Regions from separate parts of the Homo sapiens genome. Here region 1 is linked to region 2. Evidence: chromatin contacts called from ENCODE Hi-C or POLR2A ChIA-PET data. All regions are on one chromosome and are shown on one strand. The core of a region is the stretch at or near the end of the contact, and the rest is flanking DNA. Distances in the headings are between cores, read along the strand shown.

What was found. A loop is a pair of places that touch in the nucleus more often than their neighbours do. ChIA-PET counts read pairs that join two places held with the same protein, here RNA polymerase II (POLR2A). Pooled maps may share reads with other maps.
Region 1: a loop to region 2 is called in a map of astrocyte of the cerebellum, with 3 times the contacts of the local background. The contact joins two enhancer-like sites. A Hi-C loop is called at or near these places in 2 of 168 maps with a recorded cell type or tissue (B cell and astrocyte of the cerebellum) and 2 of 50 pooled maps. POLR2A ChIA-PET finds 5 or more read pairs at or near these places in 2 of 52 experiments (OCI-LY7 and activated B cell).

What each region holds. Positions count from the first base shown.
Region 1 is chrX:13,245,440-13,252,739 of GRCh38, forward strand. No RefSeq gene overlaps it. Among named protein-coding and RNA genes, the nearest start is that of LINC02154, 54 kb to the right of the region's middle. Within about 2 kb of position 5,997, at least 3 of the 41 ENCODE cell types and tissues checked have a DNase peak (open chromatin) inside an H3K27ac peak, as active enhancers do.
Region 2 is chrX:13,285,697-13,292,748 of GRCh38, forward strand. The region is part of intron 1 of LINC02154 (long intergenic non-protein coding RNA 2154); the gene reads right to left. Among named protein-coding and RNA genes, the nearest start is that of LINC02154, 14 kb to the right of the region's middle. Within about 2 kb of position 1,400, at least 2 of the 41 ENCODE cell types and tissues checked have a DNase peak (open chromatin) inside an H3K27ac peak, as active enhancers do.

The DNA of each region.
Region 1 (7,300 bases), core at 4,747-7,246, 36 kb before region 2:
TTGGCAACATTAGTGCAAATATCAACCCAGTGAAAAAGACAAATATCATCTTCGAAATACTATGAGAATAGTTTCAACTTCATGAAACACCTAAAAAGTTCTCACAGACCACCAGGTGTCTGAGGACCACTCTTCGAGGTCTACTGATGCAAATCTCTCAACAAAAGTTTTTCTTCTTTAGGTAAGTTTAGTGTCATATTTTTACCATGTTTAGCATTATAGATGAATTTAGCATTCTTTCTTTCTGGAATTATACGCATGTATACACTGTAAGGCGCTGGCAATACAAAACAAAAAACAAAGCAAAAACAAAAAACAAAGCAAAAACAAAGCCCTTGCCCTCATGGAATTTCCACTCTACTGGGTGAGATCAACTATAATCCAGTAATCAGATAACTGCAAATGTATAATTGTGATAAGTGCTATGACTGTCTTGACAGAAGCAATTAATCTGTGGGTAGGAGGTTAAGATACAATGCTTCTGAGGACACCACATTTGCCTTAAAACATCAAGGATTGTTGGGTGTTAGCAGGTGAAGGAGGTGGCGGTAGAGAGTCCTCCAAGTAGAGGGACCAGCCTGTACAAAGATCCTGAGGCCCGAGGGAGCTTGGCATGTTCAAGAATGGGAAACACCTCTGAAAGGGGGAGACGATGGTAGGCAATAATTCCAGAGTGGAAAGTATAGACCAGATTACACAGTTGTCTCTGCTGACATCGTAGCTTTTATGCAGAGGTGCCATCAAAGCATTTCTACAAGGGGTGGCTTAATCAGATTGGCAGTATGAAAGGATCACCTGGGCAGTAGTGTTGAGAATCAGTAAATGATGTTGTGGGGGGGCAGGTAGGCAGATGAATGCAGGGGACCACTTAGGAGGAGGCTGTGGTAGTAATTTAGAAGAGAGAGCAAAGACAGTGGAAGAATTGTGTTAGGGAGCTGCCATGGTCAGGAAGTGATACGGACTCAATGGAAGGGTGGGCATGGGTAGGAAAGAAAATGGTTTCGATGATACCGTGGTTCCTTGTTTGCCCAGTTGGATAGGTAGTGGTGCGGGGTAGCCATTTCTCATTAAACTCAGACTATCTGGGAACAAGACTAAAAGGAAGAGAAAAGAAAGGAAAGGGAAGGGGAGAAGAGAAGAGAGGAGATGGAAGGGAAGGGGAGCAGAGGGGAAGGGAGAGAGGAGAGGAGAGGAGAGGAGAGGAGGCTAGGGGAGGGGAGGTTAAGGGAGGGGAAGGGAGAAAGAAAACACATTAACACCCAAAGCCAGGGATTGAGGATAGTATCAAATTATTAGGAGAGGAGTTTGAATTTATTAAATTAGTTTTATTAGTTGTAGCCTAAAAAGAAGTTTTTTTCAAGGAATTACTTAGACATTCTAAGAACATTAATTTCAGTTTGTGTTTTGTAAAACATATCTATTCTTAGCAGTGTAAGAGTCTGTTTTTGTGTTCGATCTCCCCTACAGAAGATGAGTTGTTCAGGACACATTCAATAAAGGACAAGACTTTCAAACATCCAAAAGATGAACTGATGCCCCCTCCCCAGGGCAGTCTGCACATCCTGAGCAGCCCCCTTGTGCCAGGCTCTCTTAGATGTATCCACAGGTATAATTACTGTGAAGGTTTATGATAGCACAATGTGGTAGGTATTGTCATTGCTACCATTTTACAGATGAGGAGCTCAGAAATGTTGATGTTTGCTAGTGATCACACCACTCTCAAGCACCAACACCAGGATTGCAATCCTTTTCTTTCTTAAAGCAGCTGAATGATATTTCTAATGCAGAGGTCTTAGGTTCAGAGGGGCTCGTGGAACTCTTTGAGATCCTACTAAAAACAACGAACCTTCTCCTCAGTAACGTTCACATTTGCACACGCACAAAATTGACACCCAATTTCTAGAGGCTTTATGTTCTCTTGCAACTAATCCAGAGATTTTCCAAGAGCATTTGAAATCCAAGGTTAAGGAAGGCCTATTCTAGGGCCTTTTAGAATCTATCACTGGCATTGTGTTCAAGTCTGGTCAATGAAAATTTTTAAATAATAGTAGAATAAAAGCTAACCACCTTAGATTTACAGATTACAAAGTTGGTTACTCTCCATAGAATTACCATATAACCCAGCAATTCCACTTCTAGATATATACACAAAAAAATTAAAATATGTATTCAACCAAAAACTTGTACACGCATGTTCATAGCAGTATTATTGATAATAGCCAAAAGGTGAAAACAACCCAAATATCCAGTAAGTGATGAATGAATAAACACATGTGTGGTATACCCATACAATGGAATATTATTTGGCAATATAAAGGAATGAAGTCCTGAGCTATGCTACAACATGGATGAACATTAAAAACATGCTGAGTAAAACAAGCAAGAAACAAAAGGCCATATATTGTATCATTCCATTTATATGGAGTGTCCAGAATAAGCAAATATACAGAGACAGAGAGACAGAAGGTAGATTAGTAGTTGCTTGGGACTAGGAGAGGAAGGAAAGGGGAGTGACTGCTTAATAGATATGGATTTCTTAGGCCAGGCGCAGTGGCTCACGCCTGTAATCCCAGCACTTTGGGAGGCTGAGGCGGGCAGATCACCTGAGGTCAGGAGTTGGAGACCAGTCTGGCCAACATGGTGAAACCCCATCTCTACTAAAAATAAACAAAATTAGCTGGGCATGGTGGCATATGCCTATAATCTCAGCTACTCAGGAGGCTGAAGCAAGAGAATTGCTTGAACCCAGGAGGCAGAGGTTGCAGTGAGTCAAGATCATGCCACTGCACCCCAGCCTGGGCAATAGAGTGAGACTCTGTCTCAAAAAAAAAAAAAAAGAAAAAGAAAAAAGAAAAAAAAAAGATATAGGTTTCTTTTGGAGTGATGAAAATGCTCGGGAATTAGATAGAGGTGATGGTTGCACTAAAAGCCATGAATTGTACGCTTTAAAGTGACTAAAATGGTGAAGTTTATATTATGTGAATTTTATCTCAAGTTTTTTAAAAAAAGGTTACATGCAAGAAACAAATGCCTGCCTAGCAAGCCTTCTTTGTCCTTCATTCTTTCCTTTGCCTGGGCTATTTAGAGAAGCTTGTGTTTATTTACTCTGGCCCAGGCATGATTTCCCTGGTGGGCTGGTTTGCACCTATGGGGTGAATTCTGGCAGCCTTCTCCCGGGGTGCCCATTGCAACCTAGAGGCCTAGTAAAGTGCGTGGCCATCCCTATGCAAAAGCCAGATCCTATGTGCTTGCACGATTGCCCGCATTTGCAGCATCTTGCTTGCATTAAAAAGGCAGTAATATATGGGCTTTTAAAACCTTTCAACCTGAAGCATCATTGGCCTCTTCCCTAGATGCTCTTGGTCAAAAATTTCTGCCCTGTTGAAGATAGCAGTGGTTCTCAAAGAGGTGTGGGTAACTGTGTGTGTGTGGGGGGGTGTTGTGCCCCCGAGGGGACATTCCACAAAATCTGAAGACAGTTTGGTTGTCATAACTTGGGATATACTACTGGTATCTAATGGGGAGAGGCCAGAGACGCTGCTACACATCCTGCAATGCACAGTGAAACCACCTTTGCAAAAGCTATAACTGCGTGAACTGTAAGAGTGAAAGAGATCTGACCTAAGTGACTCCATCTTGCTTTTAACTTTCAAGCTGTTCTTGTTCATTCCTGAACATAGGCCAAACTGACTTTGGGAGGAACTTAGTTTATAGTTTAACTTTGAAACAAAGACGGTAACAGCCTTTTTCCAAAACAAACCTCCTTCCTGCCTGGGGACTAGACTGCCTTAGCAGGAGTAACAAATTAGCCACAGGATTAAAAATTATGGTTTTAAGAGTCGCTGTTGTAAAAGTTGAGATCGGTGCTTGAGATATTTTGCAGACGCTGCATTCCAATGCATCAGCTGACGCCACCCAGATTGATAAACTGTCTCATCTGGCTTTGTGGCTGCCACTCAGGAACCGACTCAGCACCAAGAGGACAGCTTCCACTCCCTATGATTTCATCTCTGACCTGACCAATCAGCACTCCCCACTTTCTGACCCCCTACCCACCAAATTATCCTTAAAAACCCCGATCCCTGAATTTTTGGAAGACTGATTTGACTAATAATAAAACTCCGGTCTCCCGTACCACTCTGGTCTCCCATGCAGCCAACTCTGCGTGAATTAAACTCTTTGTCTATTACAATTTCCCTGTCTTGGTAACTTGGCTCTGTCTAGACAGTGGGCAAGGAGAACCCATTGGGCAGTTACAGCAGGACATACCCCCAGGCCCCCAACGAAGAATTATCTGTCCCCAAATGTCAATAGTGCCAAGGGTGAGAAACTCAGGATTATAGTATCATTGATATCATATAATTGAAAATGTTAATTACTGTTTATTGTGGGCAATGTCATTGAGACAGGTCCCATTCTCCTGATCTCTGTGAAGTGTGATGCCACTGCCCTCTGAAACAGCCCTGAGGAGAAGGTTCCGGAACTCCATAGGGAAATCAAAGACTTCAGCCTTGTAACTTATTTATCCTACAAAGATGATATCCCACGTGGCCCCAGGGTATATACACATCATGGAGCTATAAAATGAAAGTTAATTCCTCCCTGTCCAGCACTGTGGTATCCACAGGCTGGTCTGCATGGCAGACACAAGCAGGTAAGAAATTAGAACATTATTCACAACATAAGAAGAACATGATCTATACAGGAAAGAAAGAAAACACATTGTTCTTACAACTTTTCTCTGTAATAAAATACAGAAAAATAAACCAATAATTATTAATAATTTTATCATTAAGTTAATAATTTTATCATCAGTGCATCTCTTCATATTAAGGCTTATTTACTGATTTTTACTAACCTATTTTAAAAAGGGTGATCCTTTTGTCTTGCAAGGGAGACACTGGCTGTATAGATGTTTCATTTTCTTAAATAACATTCTTTTTTTTTTTTTTTTTTTTTTTTTGAGACGGAGTCTCTCTATCCCCCAGGCTGGAGTTCAATGGCACAATCTCGGCTCACTGCAACCTCTACCTCCTGGGTTCAAGCAATTCTCCTGCCTCAGCCTCCTGAGTAGCTGGGACTACAGGCAGACGCCACCATGCCCGGCTAATTTTTGTATTTTTAGTACAGACAGGGTTTCACCATGTTGGCCAGGCTGGTCTCAACTCCTGACCTCAGGTGATCTGCCCACCTCGGCCTCCCAAAGTGCTGGGATCACAGGTGTGCCCCGCCCTTAAATAATATTCTAATAGTGGTAAAACAACTACTTTTAAAACAGGCACCGTCTTGAGCAAAAATCAGATCCTCCATTTGAAAAGCCTTGTCACAGTCTTTCTTGAAGACAGCAAACACATAAATCAGCAACAGATTCTTACATATTATCCTTATTATCCTGCGGAGAGAATACATGTTCAAACAGCCTTAATTATACTTACACATTGCCTTAGAAAATACTGTAGGGAAAACCTTGAGTAATTATCCAAGCGGTTTGCTGCTGGAAGTTTCACTCCTCAAAAAACTATGCTTGGCCTCTCCCTAGTTGCAGGAAAAAGCCACAATTAGGAGATGTCATGCTGAACACATTCTCTGACGATCTGGTGGTCACACTAGAAAGGGGTTCATTTTAGTTCCTCTGCAATATGCTTACCAGATTGATTTGGACCTACCCCTTCAGCAGGATACTTTTCAGCAGTGGCCATCCAAAATAAATGGAAAAACCATATTTGAGGTCAGGGACACATGCTTACCTGGGTTCACTCACACTGAAAATGTCAGGAAGTGAAATTCACATCTTTCTTCATCTAGGGGACTGGCCAAGCTTTCCTGATAATAATATGCACTTCTGGGAGGCCACTGAGGCCAGGACTTCATATGTTTGTGGTTGGAAAACTATTGCTACAATCGAAAGCTATGTGTTGGGAAGAAATTAACAAATACACATGAGCGTGGGTGTGTTTCTCAGCAGGGAAACCGACTCTGTGCTGAAATTCTTGTGTGGAAACATCTGTTTCTAACCATTCTGAGATAGGAAGAATGTGGACACCGAGCATGTGGTTCCCTTGGAAAATGCTTGCCTCACAGTCTTGACCTAAGAGATGGCATCTGGACTGGGGAGGAAACAGAAGTGATCCTGGAATCACATCCTCTTAAAAACAAAACAAAACAAAACCCACATCCTTATGCTTTTTTGAAGGGTTTCTTCACAACATAAAAATTATCCAAATTTCTCCTCAGTGTTTATTTTTTTAACCCCTTACCCAATTTCCCCATGGTTAACATCTTACGTGACTTGAGTACCTTTGTCAAAATTAAGAAACTGTCATTGGTGCACTACAATTAACTAAATCCCAGACTTTATTTGAATGTCACCAGTTTTTCCACTAATGTCATTTTTCTGTTCCAGGATCCCACCCAGGACACCACATTGCATTTAGTCGCCATTTTTCTTTGTCTCCTTCTTAGCTTTTGATGACCCTCCTCTCTTCATTTTCACAGAGACAGTAGCTTCACAACAATTTCTTAAGCAGCTTCCCTAAACATACAGGAGCCAACTTTTCAATTGTATCCATATCTAAAAAAAAAAAAAAAAAAAAACAAAAAAAAAAACCCTGCAGAAAAATTGGAAAATTCAGCCAAAAGGCTCTCCTGGCTGCCGTTTTTTATCTACATAAAACCAATCATAATCCATTTAACAAATTTATTTTCCATGATGTTATTGGCTATTCTCCGTAACTCAACATACAGCTGGGTCCATTTCATGGGTCAGAACAAGAGGTTATCAGGTAATACGAAGGACCAGAGTAGGAGAAGCAAGTTCTTAGGAACTAGCCTTCCAGACTGGGAAAGAACAGAAATTTTGACTAGATCAAGCTTAAGTGGATGAGGGGACATTCAGATAGCTGGATGACCATATCCAGAGAGTTGGGCTACTGACCATTTGGGAGACCCCAGGCATGTGGCATCAGAAAGTGGAGCAGACACTAGGAGCAAGGGAGTGGGCTGGTAGTGGTAGGAAGGTAGATGGATGGGCAGGTGGGTGTCTGAAAGGGCTAGGAGAAATGCAAAAGCCAGCAGGTGATGATAGGGAGGTTGCTAGAAAGGGCAGGAAGGACATCAGCTTGGGCCCACACTGCGTACAAATCAGAGCCAGGGTCCTGGTGGACTTGTTATCTCATACACACAGTTCTAGCCTAGATTTCTCATGTTCTGAGTGGATTTGATGTTTTGGAATAAACTGGCAAAGAGTAGTGATCTCTAAACACTTTGCTGCTTAAATCCATGTGAATTTAAAAATTTTATG
Region 2 (7,052 bases), core at 150-2,649:
CACACTGTAACAGCCACTCTGGGGCTTTGGGGTCACAGGCACCCCTGCCTGGGTACCACCACATTCCCCTTGGGGCAACATGCCTGGTCTGGCGGCAGGCCCTGCATGGAACTTGCTTCTGTGTCGGCACTTGGAGTGGCCAGCTGGACCCCACACTCACTCACTCATGTGTTCCCTCCCCCTAGGGGCTGAGGATGCAGTTGTGCAGCTGCAGGAGTTACAGGCCGGAATGCAAGCCAGATGTGGCCCGGTGGGCCGTGTAGAGGGTGTGCCCCCTGCTGCAAGTCTGGCAAAGGGGCTGTGAAAAATCCTGTGTCACCGTGACCTTGTAAGTCCTATGTTAAAAAATGCAAAGCCACAAGATGCAAGAAGCCTGGGTACCAAAATTATCGCTTGGAGGAATGTTACCCATCTATCAGGAATACCTCTTTTGGACCTTACATGAAAAGGAAATACACTTCTATTTTCTTAAGCCACTGAGATTTGGGGTTTATGTGTTATCGCATACTTTACCTTAACTGGTAAAGATAAATGCTGTACGTCTTAAAATAAAGTACTATTTTTCTCCTAATAACAGGGATATTTTCATTGTTTACTATTTGGAAAATACTCCATACTAGGTGTTAATGTCATCTGAAATATGTTTTTAGGAATAACTCTTTGGAAAATAACTTTGCTAGTCATAACTTTCTTTCTTTTTCCTGAAAGTGGAAGGTAAAGGAGGAGGAAAAAACCTCAATCGAGATGCATTATTCTAGTTAAAGTTCTAGCAATGACTCAGGTTATTCTAATAACTAAATTAACTCAGCGAATCAAGCAATTTTGGAAATTGCAACTTTCTCAGGGCTCCAAGCCATGATACACTCAATGTTTCAACAACAGTATTTCTACTTTACTACTAGGACACAACTTGGGCTTTGGTAGAAATTTTCTCAACATATTTCAGTACATACGGAACATTTTAAATTATTTCTTATGTAATATTTCTAGCACTTTGACCAATTTATTTGTGATCAGGGCAATCTGGATATGAATACATTACAAACTACTATGAATAAAAGTCTGTTTGTTTTATGTATGATTATATAGAATTAACTAGCTGGTGTTCATCAGACATCAGCTAAGATCACCCCCACCCACCTCTTTGTAATTGACCTGAAACTGACTTGAATTCCCGAAACTTGATTAACTCAATTTCCTCAAATATCCCAAGCATTTTCACATGAGAGTACAATTTAGTGAATGAACATTTGGAATGACAAGGGAAGAGGAAGTATAAATCTCTATACTAAAAAGCAATCATTTAAAATATGATTATTATGTATTCATATATTAAAGAAAGGACTCTGACCTTCATCTCTTCTCCTATTTCAGCTTTCAATTCCAGTTCATGTTACATACAAAGAATTTGAACTATTTCCTTGTTTCACTATCTCCTTTCAGATCATGTCCTCAGAGTTTCATTCTCTACACCTAAAGCACTCAATCAATGTAATCCTAAGTAAAGCTGCTCCAAAGGCTCGGGTGACATCTGTTAAAATAACTACCCTTACATACACACACACACACACACACACACACACACACACACACAAACACGCGCGCGCGCGCAGTATCCTCGGTTTATGGTTCTTGGTGATTCTGAAACAGTGAGAGAAATAATGAATTTTGAACATAAGATGTAATTAAAAATAGTGCTTCTTAGAATTAACATACACATTACACACGTTACCTGTGAATTGTGAATCTTATTAAAATGCAGATTCTGAGTCCATAGTCCATTCTGGGGTGAGATCTGAGATTCTACATTTCTAACAAGCTTCCAGTTGATGCTAATGCTACCAGCACTTGGGCCACAGTTTGAGTACCTAGATTGTAGAACATTCAAATATTCATTGTAGGGTAGAAAAAAATTCTCACCCATTGTAAGGGTCATGGCTGTGGCATCTATAATACAAGACAGATTAATGAGAGAAAACCATACAAATCTGTTTAATATAAATTTTACACGACATGGGAGTCTTCAGAAATGAATACTCAAAGAAACAGGGCAAACTTTTTATAGATAGTTGTGCATAAGTATTATTGGGGGACAAAAGGGTACGATCTTGTAAAATTAAATCATTCAGACTTAAAGCTGTTGGAACTTTAAATTATTTTGAGCTTTGAGAGGAATGTGACTATGTGGCATGAGTCATGTAGCATGCAGCTGCAACTTCTACTTTTTCCTGCAAATCATTAGGAAAGGCCTTGTGGCACCAGAGATAAGACCCCCTTCAGATCATCACCCCTCCTCACAGAATGCTAAAGCAACCTACCTTGGAATGTAGCAAACTATAACCAACCAAACTGCTATACCATATATATTGACCTTGTATGGAAAATGTTGCAACTCTGTTAACTGCCTATATAAGTGAAACCTTAACTTTCCCACTTTGGAACGCTGACCCATTCTTTTATAGTCAGTGTTTCTGGGTGTCCATCCTCAAGCTTTGCACTCAAATAAACTCGAATAAGCACAGTTGATTATATTTTCTGAGTCATATTATTTAAGGTTGACAGTCTAATGGTAATAAACTAGAGGGAACTTAGCAAGGCATGTTTGTTCAGATTCTTTTTTGTGTTCCTTTGCCTTCAGAGATAGGGACATTCCTTTCCTCAGGTATAGAAAGGACACCTCTGGAATGAAGGTTTTATGGCCTACTTTAGAGGAAGGTCAGATAATTCTTTTATGGCCTGCTTCAGGGGAGAACGGTGAAAGAAAGCCAAGAGAAACCTTCCTGCTTCTGCTATTATTTCAAATGCCAAGGTGCCATTTTTGGGGGTAGCATATCCTGAACCCCGTAACTATCCATTTACTGGTATTGTTCTGGTCACCTAAGAATCACGTGGAGAAGAAGAGTGATTAGACATACAGCCAACTGGACCCTCTTCCTTGGAAGTTCTGATTAGGTACACCTTTTAGAAAACTCTTTGGATGAACCTAACGTTGGGAACCTCTGATTAAGGCTTCTGCTCCTCAAAGTGGGGTCCTCAAACAAGCCGGACTAGCAGCCTTCAGGAGCTTCATAGATATGTAGAATCTTGGGTCTTAACCCAGCCTTACTGAATAAGAATTTACATTTTAACAAGAATCTCCGTTGATTTGTATGTACATTGAAATTTGAGAAGCGCTACTCTAGAATATCATAACAATACAGTGGAAAGAGAGAACTGGGGATATTTTAAGTGCAAAACATTAACATCATCATAGCCAACACTCACTGGAGAGTCAGAAAGTACGTTATATTAGTATGCTGTTTTACAATTCAAATTGTTTTCAGACATGTTTTTCTTATTCAATTTAATCAGTATCTCTCAATATCCTTCTGGGAGACAGGTATTATTCTCCTACTTTTATAAATAAATCTTGGTTTATTACTGAGGTTAGAAACTAAGTTGTTTTTGTTTTTTGTTTGTTTGTTTGTTTTTGAAACAGGGTCTTGCTCTGTCACCCAGGCTGGAATTCAGGGACACGAACGTGGCTCACAGCAGCCTTGAACTCGTGGGCTCAAGTGATTCTTCCTCCTCAACCTCTCAAGTATCTAGGACCACAGGCACACAACACCATGCCTGGCTAATTTTTAAAATTTTCTGTAGAGATGGGGGTCTCATCATGTTGCCCAGGCTGGTCTTGAACTCCTGGTCTCAAGGGATCCACCCACGTCGGCCTCCCAATGTACTGGGATTACAGGTGTGAGCCACTGCACCTGGCTGAAACTAAGTTTTATTCAACTTGGTAAGACTCATACATTTTAAAAGCTAACATTTACTATCAAGGGAAGAATCCTTAAAACGGAACTTGAATCTTACTCAAAATAGTCTCTCGGTCAATCAGTTAGTATATGTTTATGTGAAGAGGAAATTTACTTGCTCATCCTGAACTTATTTAATGATGTTAAGCCTACTAAGTTGTAAATTAAGCAAGTTTGGAAATGGAAGCTGACATGCATTTGAGGCTAGATATATTGTTATAGTTTTTGTGATACAAATATATTTTTCATGCAGTTATATACAAAGCTTTATATTCAGTGCCATGTTTCTTCAGACAACTGTTGAGGCTTACTGTCAGCTGCACTATTCTTCACTTACTCAAAAAACATTTCTTAAATACCAACTATGAACTGTCTAGGTTTTGGAGGTACAATATTGAGTGAGAAACAGTTTTGACAATTGAGGAGTTTATAGGCCTAGACAGAGGACGACTAACTGCTGTGAGGAAGGGGATAGGAGAATCTTCAAAGACAAGGTTATATCTCCTAGAGGTCTGAAAAGACCAACTGAGAGCGTGACAGGAATAAACGAAGGAAGGGCATCCCAAATTGAGGGAATAACAGGGTCTGAGACATAAGGTTCTGAATGAACTTGAAATGTTTGGGGAGTGATGATTCATTTTGACCAGAGTTTCGGGGAAAAGGGGGGTGCCTGGATTAGGAGGATGAGGAGGTAGCTTGGGGACAAACTATGGAGCCTTGGATGATATTCTATAGATCCTGAACATTTACTTTCTGTATATATGTGTATATATATATATATATATATATATATATAAAGTGAGATCAACAAACAGATAATAATAGATAAGAGATTTTAAGCAGGGCAAGGAGTGACCTCATTAGGTTTAGGTTCAGGGTAAATAATTCTAGGCATAGCATGGAGGATGGCCTAGAATAGACAGAATATTCTGAAAGTACAGACGCTGGTTTGGAGGCTGTTGTTTAAGTGTTTAAGTAGAGGAGGTGCCTGATTTGGGAGATGTTTCTGAGACAGAATCAGGACTTGTTGCTTACTTGGGTGTGGGGAAAAGGAGAAGTTAAAAATACCTGATATTTTTATCTGGGGACTCTGGGCAGATGATGATACCACTAGCTGAGAGAGGACATTTAGAAAAAGAGCAAGGTGGGATGAAGCTAAAAAGGTTGGTCCTTAACATATTGTCATAAAAGTGCCCGTGAAGTAGACAGGGACAACAGGAACCAAAGAAGCTATGGTTTTCAGTCTCAAAATGTCTCCTTATTAATGGTCCTATTAATTGCAAATGGGGAAAAGGTACCTTTACAGTGGACAAATCTGGAGGACACCACCTTAACCAAATGATTCATCAATACCAAAGTGATGTTGTGTGCCTCCTGATACAATACGCTGATAAGGACACAACTTCACTTATAAAGTTCTCCTACCAAAAATTCATAACCTGATTCTAATCAAGAGAAAACATCAGACAACCCCAAATGGAAGTACCTGGCACAAAACAACTGTCCTGTATTATTCAAAACTGTCTAATAGGACACGGCACTGAAATGCAGTGGGTCCTGGACTGTGGGGCGTGGTGGTGAACTGAGGCGCTCCTCTTGCAGCCCACTGTCACCTCGTCAGCTCCATAGGCTGCAGAGTCCGGCCATGTCCTCGTGCCACAGGCCGCCCTGCACCCCCCCGCGCCCCCCCGCGCCCCCCCGCCACTTTCTGCGCCTGCGTGCATTTCAAGTGCTTGCGTGACATCCCCCCGCACCCCCCCCGCCACTTTCTGCGCCTGCGTGCATTTCAAGTGCTTGCGTGACATCCGGGCACTGCATGACTGGAGCGTCTGGCTCGCGGAGATCAACATGGCAGTTTTCCTGTGCACCCGCATAAAACCGTCCGCCTACTCAGATGTGGCTGAGGGAGTGGACTGCTGCTGGTCATCTCTATCAGAGGTATCTGAAAGCTCCCTATCTGAAGAAACATGGTTGGTAGCTTCAACCCTCACCCAACTCTATAAAATAAGAAGCCTCAAAAACTTGGCCGGGCGTGGTTCCTCACGCCGGTAATCCCGGCACTTGGGGAGGTTGAGGTGGGCAGATGGCTTGAGCCCAGGAGCTCAAGACCAGCCTGGGCAACATGGTGAAACCCCATCTCTACAAAAAATACAAAAATTAGACAGGCGTGGTGGTGTGTGCCTATAGTCCCAGCTACTGGGGAAGCCGAGATGGGAGGGCCACTTAAGCCCAGGAGGCAGAGGCCGCAGTGAGCCAAGATGGCGCTGATGCTCTACTTCAGCCTGGGAGACAGAGCGAGACTCCATCTCAAAAAAAAAAAAAAAAAAAAAAACGAAACAGAAACCTTTCTGTCACTTGAACGCATTTAGTTTACATCGTACATTAGAAAGGAGGGCAAGGTAGGTGCCAGTCACAGTATTAACTGCTCCAGCTTTTGGCAGGAGATGAACTATACTAGGAAGTTTCAAACTCAAAAGTATGCCACATTTTTCGTCAGACCTATGTAGTCTGAGAGCCTAAGAGAAAGCATATGAGACAGACACTAGAGATCCAATATATGGATTACCGACATGTTGAAAAGAAAACTGGAATAAAGGGAAAATAAGAAATATTTGAAGAAGAGAATAAAGTTTTCTTGAGCTCGAGAAAAATGTTTCATCTTCAGATGAAAAGGCCCTGTCATGGTCAAAGCAAAATTGACAAAAATTGCCCGGTACCTGAGTGGGAACAATAACGTTTTAAATTTGAAAGGAAAAGAATGCCATAGATTTCCAGAAAAAAGGAAAGATTATCCACAAAGTACATAATCAGACTTTGCCTGAGTGTCACATGATACAGGATATACGAAGCAACATATATATATTTTGAAAGAGACGGCTGTGTGTAATTCTATATCAAGTCACATGTGAAAGCCACAGAAATAATTCTTGCTTATATATGGGCTCTGAAAAAATTTATTCACAGATGTACTATACATGACCAAAAGATTAATCAAAATAAAGACTTTCTTTTCTTTTTTTTCTTTTTTTTTTTTTCTTTTTTTGAGATTGAATCTTGTTTTGTTGCCCAGGCTGGGGTACCGTGGTGCCATCTCGGCTCACTGCAACCTCTGCTTCCCTGGTTCAGGTGATCCTCCCTCCTCACCCTCCTAAGTAGCTGGGATTACAGGCGTGCACCACCACACCTGGCTAGTTTTTTTGTATTTTTAATAGAGATTGGGTTTCACCATGTTGGCCAGGCTGGTCTCGAACTCCTGAC